3 separate regions of the Homo sapiens genome follow, and all the other regions are linked to region 1. Evidence: chromatin loops called from intact Hi-C (ENCODE). Cell type or tissue: HepG2. All regions are shown on one strand. Each heading gives the region's core, and the rest is flanking DNA. Links, peaks and the distances in the headings are about the cores only.

Region 1 (7,276 bases), core at 1,988-5,987:
CCCCCAAAACATGTATTAATACAAGAAGTTTCATAGCAGTTTTATTTGGAGCTAAAAATGGACAATTGTCCAAATGTCCATCCACAATGGAATGGGTAAGTAAATTGTTGCATATACATGTTTGCATTGGACTATTACACAGAAATGAAGAAAACAAACTTCTACTGATAACGACATGGATGTAACTCTTACAGATACAATGATGAGTATAAAAAGTCACAAGCAAAAAAATAAATAGTGATTTACTTTGCATAAAATTCAAAAGCAGGCAAAACTAACCTATGGTGATTATACAGGTTGGAACATTGATTACTTATGGAGGACTGACTGATAAAATATATGAGGGAGCTTCCAAGGAGCTTGTAATGCTCTGTTTCTTGGCTTGGGTGGTGGATATTTCGTGTGTGTTTAAGTACAAATTTATAAGCTATATACTTAATATTTGTATATTTCACTGCATGAAAGTTACATCTCAATTTTTTTTTTTAATGGAGGCCGGGGGTGGGAGCAGAATTACTTGAAAGCAGTACTGGAAATCCAGGCATGGTATTATGAGAGCAGCAAAACAGGAGATTTGCTGAAAACATAAAGCAGATGTGATCAGACTGATAAAAACATAACAGAGCTGAGGCACCCACAATCTCATGAAAGCAGAAAGAGAGCATCTCCAAAATAGTACATTTTCCCATTAGAACTCCAGAATTATCTCAGGTTCAGAGATAGCAGAGATGGGAAAAGGAACCGGTAGGATAGTGAACTGGTAATTTATTCATGAGCTACAAACGTCTTCACCTATTTTCTGTTTTAGAAGTGGCTAGTTCTGAATTTTTTCCCCAAGGGATAACTTTATTTATTTATTTATATTTTATTTATTTTGAGATGGAGTTTTGCTCTTATTGCCCAGGCTGGAGTGTAGTGGCACGATCTCTGCTCACTGCAACCTCCACCTCCTGGATCCAAGTGATTCAGTGATTCTCTTGCCTCAGCCTCTTGAGTAGCTGGGATTACAGGTGCCTGCCACCACGCCTGGCTAATTTTTTGTATTTTTAGTAGAGATGGGGTTTTGCCATGTTGGCCAGGCTGGTCTTGAACTCCTGACCTCAAGTGATCTGCCCACCTTGGCCTCCCAAAATGCTGGGATTACCATGACCAGCCCAAGTGATAACTGTAAATGAAGCTTATTGCTTACCAAATAAGATGAGAATAGTGATACAAAAGAGGCTCCCAGAGAAGGCACTGGGGCCAGAGAAAGTATGGCAACCAAGAAGGAGGTCTCAAATGCACTCTCTTTATCTCCCCACTCCTACCTCCTGCTTTGCACAACCACTGGAGCTAGAACCACTGTAAACAAATCTCCATTTACTCCTAAGAAAGCAGAGATTCTCACCTGGAGAAATATAGCCAAATTATTGATTCCATTTTTTTTTTAACTCACCTGTATTAGTCCATTTTCTTTTCTTTTTTTTTTTTGAGATGGATTCTTGCTCTGTTGCCCAGGTTGGAGTACAGTGGCTCAATCTTGGCTCACTGCAACCTCCACTTCTGAGGTTTAAGCAATTCTCCTGCCTCAGCCTCCTGAGTAGCTGGGATTACAGGTGGGCGCCACCATGCCCGGCTAATTTTTGTATTTTTAGTAGAGACTGGGTTTCACCACATTGGCCATGCTGGTCTTGAACTCCTGAGCTGGTGATCCGCCTGCCTCAGCCTCCCAAAGTGCTGGCATTACAGGCATGAGCCACCACGCCTGGCCCCATTTTCATACTGCCATAAAGAAATACCTAGACTGGGTAATTTATATAGGAAAGAGGTTTAATTGACTCACAGTTTTACATGTCTGGGGAAACCTCAGGAAACCTACAATCATGGCGGAAGGGGAAGCAGGCACATCTTACATGGTGGCAGGCAAGAGAAGAGAAAGTGAAGAGGGAAGAGACCCTCATAAAACCATCAGATCTCAGGAGAACTCACTCATTATCATGAGAATAACATAGGGGAAACTGCTCCCATAATCCAATCACTTCCCTTCCTGGACATGGACACGTGGGGATTACAATTGCAGATGAGATTTGGATGGGGACACAGAGCTAAACCATATCACCATCTGATTCATTCTCATAAACTGTTAATTCATAACAGAGGAGACCCTCATGTAGAAATAAGGACAGTCAAAAATCATGAAACACTTGAGGAAAACCAGCAGAAGAAGAGTCATCAAACTCAACAAGTAAATGAACAACTTCCTGATAAAACAGAAGTCATTACAACTACAGAAAAAAAAAAGCCATTCTATACAAAGAAGCAGAGTTCTTAGAAATTAAAAGCATGATTGCTGATATAAAAATATTTCAGCAGATGAAATGAAGAGCAGAACGGCATGGATAAGGATCAAATTCATGAACACAAAGTTCACTAAATTGAGTTATGGCAATCTCCCACATTCAGTAAATGAAGGCAAAGAAAGTAAAGAGTCAAAGAAAAATACTAACAGCCATGGAGGCTAGAGGCAAGTGTTAAAAAATTCCCAGCCAGGCATGGTGGCTCACATGTGTAATCCCAGCATTTGGAAGGCCAAGGAGAGAGGATAGCTTGAAGTTAGGAGGTTGAAGGCAGCCTGGGCAACAAAGTGAGACTCTATTAAAAAAAAATTCCCATGCATTCCAGAAGGGATAAATAGAAATAATTGAGGGAATGAAAGAATCAAATAATTAATAGAAAAAATGTCTTTCCTGTAGAAAGCCTTAATTCTACAAATTGAAAGGGTCCATTGAGTGCTAGGCAAGAATAATGAAACATTATATCCTCATGAAATTTCTGAATTCCCAGGATAAAGAGAAAATCCCCCAAAGCTTGGTAGATATGATAGGAGAATGACATGTCACCTATAAGGGGTTGATAACCACAGTAGCATGGGACCCTCCATCTGCAGCACTCCATCTGAATCTGGAATTCTAGACCACATTAACCTATCACTTAATTATTTTGAATCCAGAATTCTATATTCTGTTAATGTATAATTAAATTATGGGGTTCGGTGCGGTGGCTCATGCCTGTAATCCCAGCACTTTGGGAGGCCGAGGCAGGCAGATCACTTGAGGCCAGGAGTTTGAGACCAGCCTGGGCAACATAGCGAAATCCTGGCTCTATTAAAAATACAAAAATCAGCTGGATGTGATGGCGCATGCCTGTAATCCCAGCTACTTGGGAGGCTGAGGCACAAGAATCGCTTGAACCCAGGAGACGGGGGTTGCAGTGAGCCAAGATTGGGCCACTGCACTCCAGCTTGAGCGACAGAACAAGACCCTGTCTCCAAAAAAAAAAAAAAAAAATTATGAGGGCAAAATCAATATGTATTTGGACTTGCAAAGATTCGAAGTTTACCACCCAGGAATACTTTCTGAAACAGATACTCAAAGACGTCCCCAAAGAAGGTGAAGGAGGAGGAGAAGTGGGAAAAGAGGAAGACATAGGACATGAAAAACAGTGGCGAGCAAAGAAACCAATAGAGCTTGTAGCTAAGTCCATTGCAAAATAATTGAGTAAAGTATTTTTGTTTTGAAGATTGCACTATTTGCCCAGGTCGATGATACGGGTCTTCACTGTGAGCTGGTCTCTCTATCAGTGAAGGTCTGGAACCATCCGCCTTCACAGCTGTTGTGGCTTCCTCAGCGACTGTGCTGCTCATTGCTGATTTGGTCCCCACTGCCTGGCCTGCTTCTCCTTAGGGCTGTGGGTGGCTGATCCTGGGTCCGGAAATGGGCTGTCAGCAGGCTTCCTTTCAGGGTTTGTGGAATAAAAACACCAACAGCTGAGGCTTTTGCAAGTGAGGAAGGTGATGCTGTGTGTGTGTGTGTGTGTGTGTGTGTGTGTGTGTGTGACAGAGACAGAGACTGGGTGACACAGCCTGTCTCACTTGGTGTTGTCTCCACCACCTGAGGTCGGGGGAGGATAGGTGAATACTAAGCCTGCTGCTCCTTGAACTTGTCTGTTGCAGTGTCTGAAGTTTGCTCCCAAATCCAAGTCCAAATCTAAATCTTGCTGCTGCCCCAGCTTCTGCTGGGGGGATCACAGGGTCTCTTGAGTCCATTACAGTGAGGAGAGAGAGCACTATTGTAAAAATAGGGAGTCCAGGACTTGTCCCCTAAGCTGAGCTGTCCCTTTCCACCCATGCTTGTTTTGCTTTTCTGAGAATACTAGCGTTTTGGGTAAATTACACACTGGTTGTAGCACAGCCACGTGCAGCAGACAATAGTGCACTTGTTGCCCAAGGTCTACACACTAACTCCAGGTAGGGTGTTTGATGTATGTGTGTGTCTAAAGGGAGGGAGAGGTATGCTGGAGAAGGCAGAGTAATCCTACTGTTTCTCCAATAGCAGCAAAGTATCTGAGAGTCATTAAGCTTCAAAAAATGAGAAGTTGGCCTTTGTTTGAGTTAGAGACTTCATCAGAAGGGCATTTCTCCAGAGGGACAGGTCCTTCTTATCAGCCTTTACAAATCTGCTTGAGATGATGACTCCATTCTGGGAGGGGTAATGTGGCTTCTTTGAAGGTGGCCTTGGGGTTTTCACAGATGTCGAGTCAGCCAGGGTTAGATGAGGTGGGGGTGGAGCAGACTGTTACAGAGGGACTGTTACTTTGTTTCAAACACACAAGTTTTCAGCCAATATACTTCAAAGGCTTCAAATATTTAAATTATTTCTGTTAATGCAAACTTCAGGCAGTAAGTGCAACCCCAGAGTATATTAAACTCATTACAATTAGATATTCAAGCCATTCCTAAAAAACCCACATATAAACAATTTATTTACAATTTATGGGAGGCTGGGGAGGGAGGATTGCTTTTGCCCAGAAGTTGAAAGTTGCAGTGAGCTGTGATCACGCCACTGCATTCCAGCCTGGGCGACAGAGCAAGACTCTGTCTCTAAATAAATAAATTAAATTAAAAACAAAAATAACAATTTGCAAGCCTGCCAGGAGCTGTCCCAAAGCAGTCTCTGTAATCATTTATGGTCAGGAGTGTGGTAAGCAAGAATGGATTTTTTTCCAGGAGAGTCCCAGGATATTTAGTATCCAATCTCCCTCCTCGATTCTCCTTCTGGCCTTGTAGCCAGATGGGAACCCACTGGACAAACCCCAAACCTCTTCACACTGGAATCCGACACTGAGAAGAGCAGCTTGGGGGAAAATCTCCCTAGAGATACTGAACCAGTGTTCAGAATGAAATTTTTTGCCTGCCCTCTGCCTTCCCATACCCATGGCTCTCCAGAGTCCTCTCAGAGCTCTCCCGAAATCCCATTCACTTATGTCTCAGGAATATTGGGAAAAATGGGGCTTTCCAAGATATCTTTCTTGTAAACCTGATCCCATATAGATTTGCCAGAACCAAAACTAATTTGGAAAGTCCTTAATATTTGCCTATTTGATAAAATAAAAATAAAAATGGGCATAAACGTTTTTTGTCATTGAATTTTTAAAAACGATTTTAAACTTTTTTTTTTTTTTTTTTTTGAGATGGAGTCTTGCTCTGTCACCCAGGCTGGAGTGCAGTGGCGCGATCTCGGCTCACTGCAACCTCTGCCTCCCGGGTTCTCGCCATTCTCCTGCCTCAGCCCCAGAGTAGCTGGGACTACAGGCGCCTGCCACCACGCCTAGCTACTTTTTTATATTTTTAGTAGAGACGGGGTTTCACCGTGTTAGCCAGGATGGTCTCGATCTCCTGACGCCGTGATCCACCTGCCTCGGCCTCCCAAAGTGCTGGGATTACAGGTGTGAGCCACTGCGTCCAGCCAATTTTAAACATTTTTAAGGCTGGGTGTGGTGGCTTATGCCTATAATCCCAGGACTTTGGGAGGCCGAGGTGGGTGGATCATTTGAGGTCAGGAGTTTGAGAACAGCCTGACCAACATGGTGAATCCCCGTCTCTACTAAAAGTACAAAATTAGCTAGGCGTGGTGGCATGTGCCTGGAATCCCAGCTACTTGGGAGGCTGAGGCAGGAGAATCGCTTGAACTCGGGAGGCAGAGGTTGCAGTGAGCCGAGATAATGCCATTGGACTCCAGCTTGGGCAACAAGAGTGAGACTCTGTCTCAAAAACAAACAAACAAACAAACATTTTTAAGTGTACAGTTCAGTGTTAGGTCCATTCACATTGTTGTGCAATCACCACCACTATCCATCCACAGAACTTTTTTCATCTTGCAAAACTGAAAGTCGATACCCACTAAACACTAAGTCTCAGCCAGGCATAGTGGCTCACAACTGCAATCCCAGAACTTTGGGAGGCTGAAGCGGGAGGATCCCTTGAGGCCAATAGTTCAAGACTAGCCTGGGCAACACAGCAAGACCCTGTCTCTACATTTTTTTTAAAAAATTAGCTGGACATGGTGGCATGTGCTTGTAGTCCCAGCTACTTGGGAGGTTGAGGTGGAGGGATCGCTTGAGCTTGGGAGGTCAAGGCTGCAGTGAGCCATGATTGCACCACTGAACTCCACCCTGGGTGACACAGTGAGATCCTCCTGTCTCAAAGAAAGAAGAAGAAGAATGAGGAGGAAATGGAGGAGAGGGAGAAGGAGAAGAAAGCTTCTTTCAAGTTCTTTTTTAGAAAATGCTGGTATATTAACCATGCTCTCTTGAAAGAACATTTTTCTTAAGTCAAATACTTTGTCAGCAATAATCCCACTGTTCCTCCAAACTTAACACTGGTTCAAGATTCTGTTTTAATTCTTGTGACAAATACTGTTGGATGAGGAGATAATTTTTCATTATGTGATCCAATGAACTCACCATTGAGTAAGAAGTATTGTTTTAACCAAAAATATGTATTTGAAATTTAAAAATGAGCCAATGAAAAGAATTGATGAAAGTCAAGCAATCTAATGTGGAATATAGAGTAAGATGGATTGTCCTGAAATATAATTTTCAAAAAGTTGAAAACATGACTTATGCAACTATAAGATGAAAACATATCTAAGATTCTATTCAATTGATTAATGGAGGACTCAGTAAGTTGTTGATCTCAAAGGAGAACTAGCAAGATGTTAAGGTTCAAAGGAAAATCCAACATCAGGAATGATCACATGAATTTGCTAATAGGTGCCAAACTGGTTAACTAGTTAGTATCATATAGGACAAAATGAAATTAGTGGGTTTAACTTATTTATTTTCTGGCAGAAAGGACTGATCACTTATATTTCTCTTGGAAAACATTCATTTTCACTGCTATGGACATAAATCTTTTACATTATCATCAGTTTTCGGCAAGTTAACTTCTAGCCCTCTA
Region 2 (4,000 bases), core at 1-4,000, 52 kb before region 1:
GAAGTTGTATATTTTCTAGGAACTTACCAAGATGAAGAATGTTATCATATTTGAAGAATTTACCATAAAGCATTATGCATATCAGCTGTAGAAGTGTAGTGATTTGTATGATATATAGCTTCCTTGTTATTTACAAATTATTCTCTCTGGTCCTATTTTTAATTCCAGTAATCAGTATGTGTTCTGCATCATTTATGTTTGCTTTTGGCACAAATAACTATAGGCTAACTACATTAAATAACCTTAGATTTGCCTTTCCAGTTGTTATATAAAATGTATAAGCTGCTCTGTCTTTACTGATAAACTTATCAATTATGTGTTGAACAGACCTGTCTTATCTTTGGGCCTTCAATGCCTTTGACAGTACTCAACAAATAATATGCAGTCATACTATACATTCACTATTCATCTTTGGAAAACCTTTTGTCATTAATGGGTTTTGAAGATTACGATAGAGGGGTATGCATGCTGTTTATTTCAGGGGATATATATTTTGTCTCTTTAGCTAATGGAGGTAATTAAGAGATAGGAGTTGATTAATACGTTGATAATGATTCCCATTATTTTCAAAACAGTAAACAAAATGAATTTGATTATAATTTAAGGAAAAGAGAAAATGTTACTTTATGGTTTTATCTCTGGTGTCTAAAGAAAACACTGAGGTTGGTGATTAGGGGAATGACAGAGTTTGGTAAGCCTACTCCACATATTTCCAACTTAAACTGATTCATGACTTTAACTACATTTTAAATTGCAACATAGCTGCTTTCTGGCAGTAATCTTTATATTCTAACCTTTGAATTCTGGGAATTTTAACTACTCTCTCTCTCTCTTTTTTTTGTTGTTGTTGTGAGACAGATAGCTCACTCTGTTGCCCAGGCTGGAATGCAGTGGTGCAATCTTGTCTTACTGCAACCTCCACTTCCTGGGTTCAAATGATTCTCATGCCTCAGCCTTCTGAGTAGCTGGGACTAGAAGTGCATGTCACCACGCCCAGCTAATTTTTGTATTTTTAGTAGAGGTGGGGTTTCGCCATGTTGGCTAGGCTGGTCTCAAACTCCTGGCCTCAAGCGATTAGCCTGCCTCAGCCTCCCAAAGTGCTGGGATTAAAGGGTGAGCCACTGCACCTGGCCAATAACTACTCTCTTTTTGATGGAGAGGATGGAGTTAACAGAAAGAGTGATATGAAGGTTGAGGTTTTAAATTTTACCATCTTGGTGGTTTTTAGTATATCTTAACATATGTTTAATTAAGTGAATATTCTACCTATTGTGTTAAAAACATAGTTTATTTATTTGAAGCTCCTCAAGGTTTAACAATTGGTGGACATTTTGATATGTTTTCCCTCATTTTGGATATTTCTTTTAGATATACTCTATATATAAATATTAATTAATATTAAGAAAGATGAAAAGTGAATAAAAGAGGGCTTCTGACTTGATAAGACTTTTAAGCTGATAGAAGATACACACACACACACACACACACACACACACACACACACACACACCCTACAGTGTAGCTCAACTGTGCTCTTAGCTCATGAATAACAGACATACAAACAGCAAAAGTTATGCAAAAGTCAGGGTTGGACTGGAGGGGCATGGGAATATGTCATGTGAAGGCTATTGATTTCGTGCAGTAGTATTCAGCCTGAGAATGTGGTCTGCACAGTTTTAAAATTCAGCAGTATGGATGATGGTAGTTATGACCTTCTTAGATTATCAAGCAGAATAGGCTGAATGTAAAATATATTATAATTTAATTACATGATTTGTGGTGAAGTGGTCAGACTGTTTATTTTAAAGAGTCATTAAATTAAGGAATTGGTTCATTTTGCATAAACTAGAGGTTTTACCTTAGACAGGTTTTAAGCTGAGAACACAAAATAGTGGGAAAGTGTGCTGTTTTAAGTATAGTGTCAGTATTCTGCTGTTACTGAGCTTTCAGGATTTCCATAGTACCTAGAGAAGTAGAGAGCTCAGAACATTTCTGCTACAAAAGAATATTGAATTCTGTAAATATCTATTTTGGTCAGAATAATATTTAATATAGCATTTTATACAGTCACAAAATGTTTTTCCCATATAAAATGTCATATAGCACTACCTAGCATGCATGTTTTTGACTTTCTGCTGAAGGACTTTAAAAAAATACATATCTGATTTTATGGTAGAAGTCAGTATGAAAAGCATATACACTTGATAGAAGGGTGTTAGGATATATCTATTGTAAGAAACAGAGGGAGTGTTTGTAGTTGATAGACCCTCTGAAAAGCCTAATAGCGTTAGGCCCAGTGAGTTCAGTTACTCTGCAGAGTACTGTGTGGATAATAGAGCACTAAGTATAGTAATGTCAATAGATGAGGAGCTCAGCTTGCAGACAGACTCTGTAGGGCAGAAAACTGGCCTTCAGTATCTTTATGGTAGCCTTGACACATTTTCTTTCTGTAGTTTTCCTTTCCTCTTTATTTACTTAAATTGTATCAAGTGTTACAGTTCTTCAAATAATTAGAATATGAAATGCTTTTGGTATTTTTAAAAGGTCTATCAGTTCCAGCTGTTCCTGGAGCTCTTGGTCCTCTCACAATCACCTCTTCTGCTGTCACTGGAAGGATGGCCATTCCTGGGGCTAGTGGTATACCAGGAAATTCTGTTCTACTCGTCACAAATCTCAATCCTGATGTGAGTTGAAAAGTATTATATGTAAATAGTCTTTCAGGAGAAGGTATAGTAGCACTTTTTTCTTTCTTTCTTTTCTTTTCTTCTCTTCTCTTCTCTTCTCTTCTCTTCTCTTCTCTTCTCTTCTCTTCTCTCTTCTCTTCTCTTCTCTTCTCTTCTCTTCTCTTCTCTTCTCTTCTCTTCTCTTCTTTTCTTTTCAGAAAGGATTTTACTCTGTTACTCAGGCTTCAGTGTGGTGCTGCATTCACTCACTGTGACCTCTGCTTCCTGGGCTCAAGTGATCCTCCCACCTCAGGCTCTCAGGTAGCTAGGATTACAGGTGCCCACTACCACGCCTGGCTAATTTTTTTTTTTAATTCTTTTGTAAAAACAGGATCTTGCTATGTTGCCCAGGCTGGTCTCAAGCTCCTGGGCTCAAGCGACACACACCTCAGCCTCCCAAAGTGCTGGGATTACAGGTGTGAGCCACCATGCCTAGCCATGGTAGCTTCTGATCCAGGGTTGTATTCAAATTAAAATGCTTAAGTTTGTTTTAAGAACTTCTATTAAAATTCATCACTAGTATATACGGAAGAAGCATATAAAACCATGCTTTAAAATAAAATCAACTGCCATTACAGTATAAATAAACTTATTTTCAATTTTTACTTAAATTGTCAGACACTTAACTTTGTGTTACCCTTTACAGCTTATCACACCACATGGGCTTTTTATCCTATTTGGTAAGTTCATTTTTGCTATTTTATTATTGTCTACAGGTGTGAATTGAGCACATTTCACTTTTTTAGTAATATGTATTGATTACTTCTGTGTGCCAAGTATTGTGCTGACACTGAGGATAAAACAGTGAATAAGACTTAGTAAGTAATTACAGTGATGATTTATAGTATGGGAAATATAGGTTTTGTAAAGGGAGTGTAACGCAGGGAGACCTAACCTAGCAGAGGGACTCAATAGAAATGATAGTTAAGCTGACTTGTTCAACATGAGTAAGAATCAGCCAGGCAGAAAGGGAGGGCAATGTCTTCACAGGGGAGGGGAGAGGGGAGAGATGGGTCCTGGTGCATGGAAGTGAAGGAAGCCCAGTGGTGAGCATAGGCAAGCATAATGGAGACCTGGTGAAGGTGGACAGCTGCGTAGGGTCAAAATCGTGAAGAGCTGTTAAAAGCTTTGTTAAGGAATTTGGTTTTTACCTAAGAACAATCGGAAGCCATTGAATAATTTTAAGGCAAGAGAGTGGTATAATGCGATTCAGGTTTTAAAAATAGTCTCCAAACTTTCGAACAGCATAGAAATATGAGAACAATGAAATAAGCAAT
Region 3 (7,276 bases), core at 1,345-5,344, 62 kb after region 1:
TTGGATATATATCCAGAAGTGGAATTGCTGGTGAAAAGGAGTCTTGAGGCCTGGTGCAATGGCTCATACCTGTAATCTCTGTACTTTGGGAGGCTGAGGCAGTGGATCACTTGAGGTCAGGAGTTCAAGACCAGCCTGGCCAACATGATGAAACCCCATGTCTACTAAAAATACAAAAATTAGCCGGGTGCAGTGGCTCACACCTGTAATCCCAGCACTTTGAGAGGCCAAGGCAGGAGGATTGCTTGAGCCCAGGAGTTCAAGACCAGCCTGGGTGACATAGAGAGACCCCATCTCTACAAAAAATTAAAAATTTGCCAGGTGTGGCGGTGCACACCTGTAGTCCCCAGTACTCAGGTGGCTGATGCAGGAGAATTGCTTGAACCCAGGAGACAGTCGTAAGCCAAGATCACATCCCTGTACTCCAGCCTGGGGGATAGAGCGAGACTCTGTCTCAATTAAAAAAGGAGTTTTGAGACTTCACTTCATATTCTAGCAATGCCATATATTAGCTGTGTGTCATTAGGCCAGGCATTCTGAGCCTCGGTTTCCTCATCTATAAAAGAGGGAAATAAAGTCTGTTTTTCTTACCTCAGAGAGTGTTGAAAAGGAATCGAATAAGATAATCTGTGGGGCGCATTTTAGAAAGCTGAAAGCACCATGCACATGTTAGTCTTTTTCCTAAAGTTGTTAGCCTCATGTGAAGATCTTCTCATGAATCAGAAGCGTGTACTTCTACATGATTCATTTCACACCTCTGCCTCTGAGGAACAAGGTGAGAAAAGGCAATGATTCTTACCATTTGTGGTGGTTGATCAGAAGGTATGACAAATGGTTGTCACATAGTCCCTGGGAATATATTTCTGGCTGTTGACTTGCTTGGCTCTGAAGACAGGTCTCTGAAGAGTGAAATCTCCAGGAGCTTTGATCTGGGTCTCTGGTTTGACTAGCAGCAGAATTGTGGTCTTGCCCACCAACATTTTCCATCGGAAATTCTGGCCAGAGCAAACAAGACATGTAGGCCCCTGGGGATTATTTGTCCATAGAGCAGTGGTTCATAACGATGTTGGGGATGGGAATTTGAGGAAATCTGTCCATTCATTCAATAGATATCTATTTAGCATACACTATTTGTCAGGTACTTTGTCGGCATGACCCTCTTGGAATTTACAGTGCAACAGGGGAAACAGACCTTTTCCCCAAAGGTATGCACATACACATACACATATAATGTTTTACAAGTAGCAAGGTGTTCCTGGACCTCTGAAATCCTTGAGTAAAGCATTCTTGGGATAGATGGAAAGCTCACCTCTGCTGTTGAGGCCCTGTATGTGCCATGCAATTCCTATATTTGGTTATCTCCATCGCGAATTCAAGAGGATGTAGGCCAGAGACTGCAATCAGAAAAACAAAGAAGGGTAGAGCTGGATAAGAACCCAGAGATACAATGCAGTCTTCTCTTAGAGAGGTCTCATTGACTTGCCCAGCCTGCACAGAGGAGCAAGGGCAAACGTGTAACTGACACCAAAGACTCTAGGGGGGTCCAGTCTTAATAATTGGAGCTAATGCCACGCTGGACTAGACTGATGGTCACTCCAACCTATCATGGCATTTGCAAAAGCATCTCCAAGAGTTATTTGGAGGAGGTGAGGTAGCTGCCTCCTGGAATGCTGAATTCAATGTTTGGGGAAGTATTCCCGACACAGAACAACTGCTGGAGTCACTTGGTAAGAGCTGGGTATAGCTTGTGAGCCTCAGCCATTTGCTTCATTGCTCAAGCTGCTCTGCCTCCAACATTCAGCAGTCAATGGGGGTATAAGAATTAGTCACCGCATGAAAAACCAGTGGATCTGCATGGGGCATAGTAAGCTATTAATTAGCTGATGCTTGTAGAGCACTTTGAAGAACAAACATGTTATGTAACTGCTAATTATAATTACCATCCTCAGCCTGCTACCTTTCACAAAGTCTGTGGCTCCAGCTGCAGCTGTTTCCATGGGTTTATGCAAGCTTTGATTTAAGAAAAGAAAAGGCATTCTCCCTGAGAGCTGTGATCTTTCTGTGAGGAGGCCTTTATGCCCTCAATCAGGATTGGCAGCTAAATTCAATTTCCGCAGATAAAGGGGATGATTTACATGCTGATTAATTCATGGTACAGTGCAGATGATCTCTGGGTGGGTAGGTAGGAGAGGCTTCTGGTAATGTAGTGAGAGCTGCTGATTACCATGGCTCTTGCTCAGCTACCCCTCTTCTTTTTTCTTTTCCCTGTTTTTCACTTGTTACCTATTTCTTCACTCCCCTCATCCCAACTGTCTCTGTGTATTTTGTTGTTGTTGTTGGAGATGGAGTCTCACTCTGTCACCCAGGTTGAAGTGCAGTGATCACAGCTCACCACAGCCTCCAACTCCTGGGCTCAAGCGATCCTTCTGCCTCAGCCTCCCAAGCAGCTGGGACTACAGACATGACCCACCACGCATGGCTAAATTTTAAAAATGTTTTTTGTAGAGACGGGTGTCTCACTATGTTGCCCAGGCCGGTCTCAAACTGCTAGCCTCAAGCCATCCTCCTGCCTCTGTGTATTTTATATTTCCCTGTCTTCGTGTTCACGTTTGGCTTCCCCTCTCATCTTTTTCTACTTTTCTGCTTCTCTCTGAATGCCTCCTACCTCTGTCCTGTTTTCACTGTTCATCTTCCTGTTTAGTTCCAAACTGGGTAGAATAATTTATCTTTACCTGGGTTGTTTGTAAGGAAGCCACTAGTCTTTGGGATTAGTAGCACAAATCGTATGTGCTTTTAATGGGGTGTGAGCTCTATCAAGCTGGTGGGACTTATTTTTTCCTGCCCCCTCCTTCCCCGCCAGGCCAGTTTGGACTGGAAACTCCAGACAGCTGGGAATTAGGCAATCACTTTCGTGTCTGGAAAAACCCCAGGTGGAAGCTTGATGTTAATGAGTCGGTTTACCTCAAGATCAAAGAGACTGATTCATTCTTGATAAGACTTTCCCTGGCTTCCATTCTGCACAGGCCATTTGGCTTTTCATGTTTAGAATCTGAGTTAATGATTATAAGGCTGACGCTCACTCACTCCACGCTCTCAGAAGGGTAACATCTCTGCTGGAACAGAGGCTGTTTATCGCTAGGATCCTTTCTGTGCCTCTAAACTGCTCTGGGCACTGCTCTGATGCCTCCAGGACTCCTGTTGGCCTCTGTCCCTTCTGTTTGGCTGGTGACCCTCTTCTCCAGCCCACTGGGTGCTCAGTTGCAGCCACACACATTTCAGATGGAACAGAAAGGTCAGCCGGAATAAATGGATACATTTACATAAATAGCCACATGGCCGGATGTATTGGAATATGTGAATGAGGTTTGGACCATCAAGCATTATAGCTACTGCTGGCTGAGCATGAACGTACACACCCAGGGCTCAGCTAGGGACCTTAATGCTCGATTTCATTTCATCCTCTTAAAACCCTTTTGAAGTAAGCTTTGTTATTTTCATTTCATAGATAAGTAATCTGAGACTCATAAAGGTTAAGTGACTTTTACATGGTCACTCAATAATTAGCAAATGGTAGAGCCAGGATTTGAACTGAGGCCTGTAAGCCCAGAAAGACCACATTCTTTCTCCTACATCAGTGTCTTCCAAGCTTGAATTATTTGTATACCACCCTGACACAATGTTTGCCATAATAAGAGTATTATTTACTTAGAGTGTTTCCTTAAACAACCTAACCTTAAATTTATAATTCAAATTTATTAAGGACAATATATGTGATCTCATGAGTTTGATGAAGTAGGTGTATTTTTCTGATATACACAAAAACTGATACATAACGAACAGATAAAAATGTATTCCTGGCTGGGCGCGGTGGCTCACGCCTGTAATCCCAGCACTTTGGGAGGCCGAGAAGGGTGGATCACCTGAGGTCAGGAATTTGAGACCAGCCTGGCCAACATGGTGAAACCCCGTCTCTACTAAAGATACAAAAATTAGCTGGGTGTGGTGGCACGCGTCTGTAGTCCCAGCTACTCGGGAGGCTGAGGCTGGAGGATCACTTGAACTCAGGAGGCGGAGGTTGCAGTCAGCTGAGAACATGCCACTGCACTCCATCCTGGGCTACAGCGCAAGACTCCGTCTCCAAAAAAGAAAAAAAGTATTCGCGTGCCACCAAAAATCATCCCAAAGTGTGCAATATATTTTACACTAACGTACTCTAAGCCATGCTACTCCTACTTATTTTATGTGAATCTAAGACTTCAAAGAAAGAAAGGAAACACATGAAAACTTTTATAGCCAAACATACATTTATTCAAGTAGGCACTGTGGGAAGCCATACCCTGATTTCTGTGGTGCTGCCATTATCATCATGTGTTTGCCTTGGAATCCTATTTGATAATGTCCTTTGGAGGTAGTTTATGAGCCGTATTAGAAGATCAGTTACATTCCTTTTGAAATCAGATGCTGTTTTGACTAGAAATGATGCTGAGCTTGCTTGACCATCTGTTTGGGTCACCTGGATTTATTCTCTATGACCTTTTGCTGTTTCCAAAAATAAAGAAAAAGGATATAAAATTGGAAACCAAGGGAGTACACTAGACCAGCCCCTGTCCTTGCACAGTGGGACTTCTGAAAGAGTAGTCTGGGCTCACTGTCTTATTCCCTCCCCTCCTATGCTCTTCTCAGCCTACTGGGGGGAAACCAGGCATCGAACACCCCCACTTCACTGTAGCATCTCACCAAGGTGACTGATGACTACCTAACTGCCAATTTCATGTTCCAGTTTCAGCTGTCATTCTTCTCAACCTTTCCACAACATTTAGCATTGTTGATCCTTTATCCATCCATTCAACCAGTTCAACCAAATAATACATAGTTTTTAGTATCTATATTTAAGGCACTGTGCTAGGGCCTGAGGATAGAGAGAGAAACATGGTCTTTGCCATCGTAAAGTTACATTCAGGAGAGGTGGTCATTATATAATGACTTACGTATTTAGTTACAAGTGTGTTAAGTACCACATACAGAAATACTAGATGCTAACAAAATACCAAAATACATAACATTATGTACATCTATATCTATATATACATAACATATATATGTACCTGTGTGTACACACACACACATAGAGTAAAGCAAAACAAAGGCTCTTACTTTATCACTCACTGAGACTTTCTCTCCCCAAATCCAGTGAGACTTCAGCTGGACACTGTGGGGGCCTCCTTCTTTTAAGCCAGAGAGGCCTCTGTGTTCTACAACTGGGCAGGCTGAGGGCCTGCTCTTCCCACCTCTACCCAAAGTCAAACCACAGATCTAATCCTGATGCCGTGGGCACTCCATGAGGGGAGAAAAGCCATGTGAGAGGAGAGAGGGAGATGGAGTTTGCACCCTCTGCCTTGACCTGCTCCAGGCCCTTCTTGGCTAGGGGATGAGGAGGCTGTGGGAGACTGGTGGGAAAGAAGGCTGATAATTTTCTTAAAAGAATTTATTTTTATTTTTTAGGGACAGAGTCTTGTTGTATCACCCAGGCTGGAGTGCAGTGGCACGATCTCAGCTCACTGCAACCTCCGCCTCCCAAGTTCAAGTGATTCTCGTGCCTCGGCCTCTTGAGTAGCTGGGATTACAGGTGTGCACCACCACACCTGGCTAATTTCTCTATTTTTAGTAGAGACATGTTTTTGCCATGTTGGCCAGGCTGGTCTTGAACTCCTGGCCTCAAGTAATCCGTCTGCCTCGGCCTCTCAAAGTGCTGAGATTACAGGTGTCAGCCACTGTGCCTGGCCTTGGAAGGCTGAGAGACACTCTTTCAAGTCCTTCCTTTCCTTCCTAGACATCAGTCACTCTACCAGCCTCCTGCCTCTCTTCTGCATTGCCTTTTTCCTCTGGTTCCCCCCTGGGTTTCAGTGTTTCCCAGTGTTCTGCCATTGGGCCATTCACTGTCTCTGTCCTACCTGCATATCTCACCTGCACCCATACCTTCAACTAACATTCACAGATCTATGACTTTCAAGAGTACTTTTTCCCTACATAGTCAGCAGATAACATCGTCACAGCCCAGTGCCTGGCATGGCAGGATGCTTGGCATTTGATAGCCATTCAGTTAGTAGTGAGCAGGGAATGAAAGAGCCCTGGGACAGCTCCAAAGAGGACTTCCAGAAATGTTTTCAGTTATCAGCACTATTGGAATGAGGGCATATAGTCTCCATTAAAAGGGCAGCATTAATGTAGATGTTGAATATCTGATTCTTTTATAAAGGAGTCTTTCCAACTAATTTGTAGGCACCTGGAGGGAAAAGCAACCAAACTTTGTTAAACTGCTCCCTGGGATGAAATATCTGACACCCCTATAATTGGATCTGGGTCCCATCTGTGCAGAGAGCATGGCACAGGCTGGAGGCAGATGGCATCTTTGAGATGCCATTTACAGTTGTCATAGTGAATGAGCAAGAAGGAAGGACAAGAAAGAAAACTCCTTTCTAATCTCTGCTTCGATGACAAAGGAACTGAGAGTAAAAAGGAAATTCGCTTTGCTGGCAACTCAGAGAGAAGATGAGGGCTGGGCTGGTGCCTTTTCTTTCTGGACCAGGTGGTGAGTTAGCATCAAAGGGATGTGTAAGTGAGCAGAGATGCCAAGAGCTCTGGGGCTTTGAAGGGCAGCAAAGAGGGTAGAGGCCAGAAATATCTGGGGCTTGTTCAGGCTGATAAAAGACTGGTACCAACATCATCTTTATGCTACCCAAGGGGGCGAACTGAAGGTCATTGTGTCTCTTAGGGTACCCATGCTCATAATTGGAGTATTTCTTTTCTTTTTTTTTTCTTTTTTTTTTTTTTTGCAATGGAGTCTCATTCTGCCGCCCAGGCTGCAGTGCAGTGGCACAATCTTGGCTCACTGCAACCTCTGCCTCCCAGGTTCAAGCAGTTCTCGTGCCTCAGTCTCCCAAGTAGCTGGAATTATAGGTATGTACCACCACGCTTGGCTAATTTTTTTGTATTTTTAGTAGAGATGCGGTTTCACCATGTTGCCCAGGCTGGTCTCAAACTCCTGACCTCAAGTGATATGCCCATCTCAGCCCCGCAAAGTGCTAGGATTACAGGCGTGAGCCACCGCACCCACTTGGCCCACAATTGGAGTATTTCTTTGATTTCAAATTGTGTGTGTTCTAGGGAGAAATACTGATATAGAGATCCAGGAATGCTGCAGACAGCCATAGGTGGCCTTTCTGGTATCTCGGCAGGAGTTTGCCTATTTTTCCCTCTCTGCCTCCATTGATTTTCA

What was found. A loop is a pair of places that touch in the nucleus more often than their neighbours do. Peaks named below come from ENCODE experiments on the same cell type or tissue, not always from the same donor. Only the 100,000 strongest peaks of a DNase experiment are listed, where the experiment ranks them.
Region 2: it touches region 1 in a loop (2.9-fold over the local background); 11 of 110 quality-filtered maps call a loop at or near these places.
Region 3: a loop joins it to region 1, with 2.9 times the contacts of the local background. A loop is called at or near these places in 10 of 110 quality-filtered maps.

Annotation. Positions count from the first base shown.
Region 1 is chr9:112,177,755-112,185,030 of GRCh38, reverse strand. No RefSeq gene overlaps it. Among named protein-coding and RNA genes, the nearest start is that of SUSD1, 6.1 kb to the right of the region's middle. RefSeq lists an enhancer at 3,833-3,982. In HepG2, for the core only: no CTCF peak of the experiment used is centred there; a DNase peak (open chromatin) is centred at 4,290; H3K4me3 peaks cover 868 bases.
Region 2 is chr9:112,230,783-112,234,782 of GRCh38, reverse strand. PTBP3 (polypyrimidine tract binding protein 3) reads left to right here. Exons shown (of 14, transcript NM_001163788.4): 9 at 2,545-2,684; 10 at 3,370-3,403. Among named protein-coding and RNA genes, the nearest start is that of SUSD1, 57 kb to the right of the region's middle. In HepG2, for the core only: no CTCF peak of the experiment used is centred there; no DNase peak of the experiment used is centred there.
Region 3 is chr9:112,115,365-112,122,640 of GRCh38, reverse strand. The region is part of intron 6 of SUSD1 (sushi domain containing 1); the gene reads left to right. Among named protein-coding and RNA genes, the nearest start is that of SUSD1, 56 kb to the left of the region's middle. RefSeq lists an enhancer at 1,576-2,147. In HepG2, for the core only: no CTCF peak of the experiment used is centred there; a DNase peak (open chromatin) is centred at 2,980.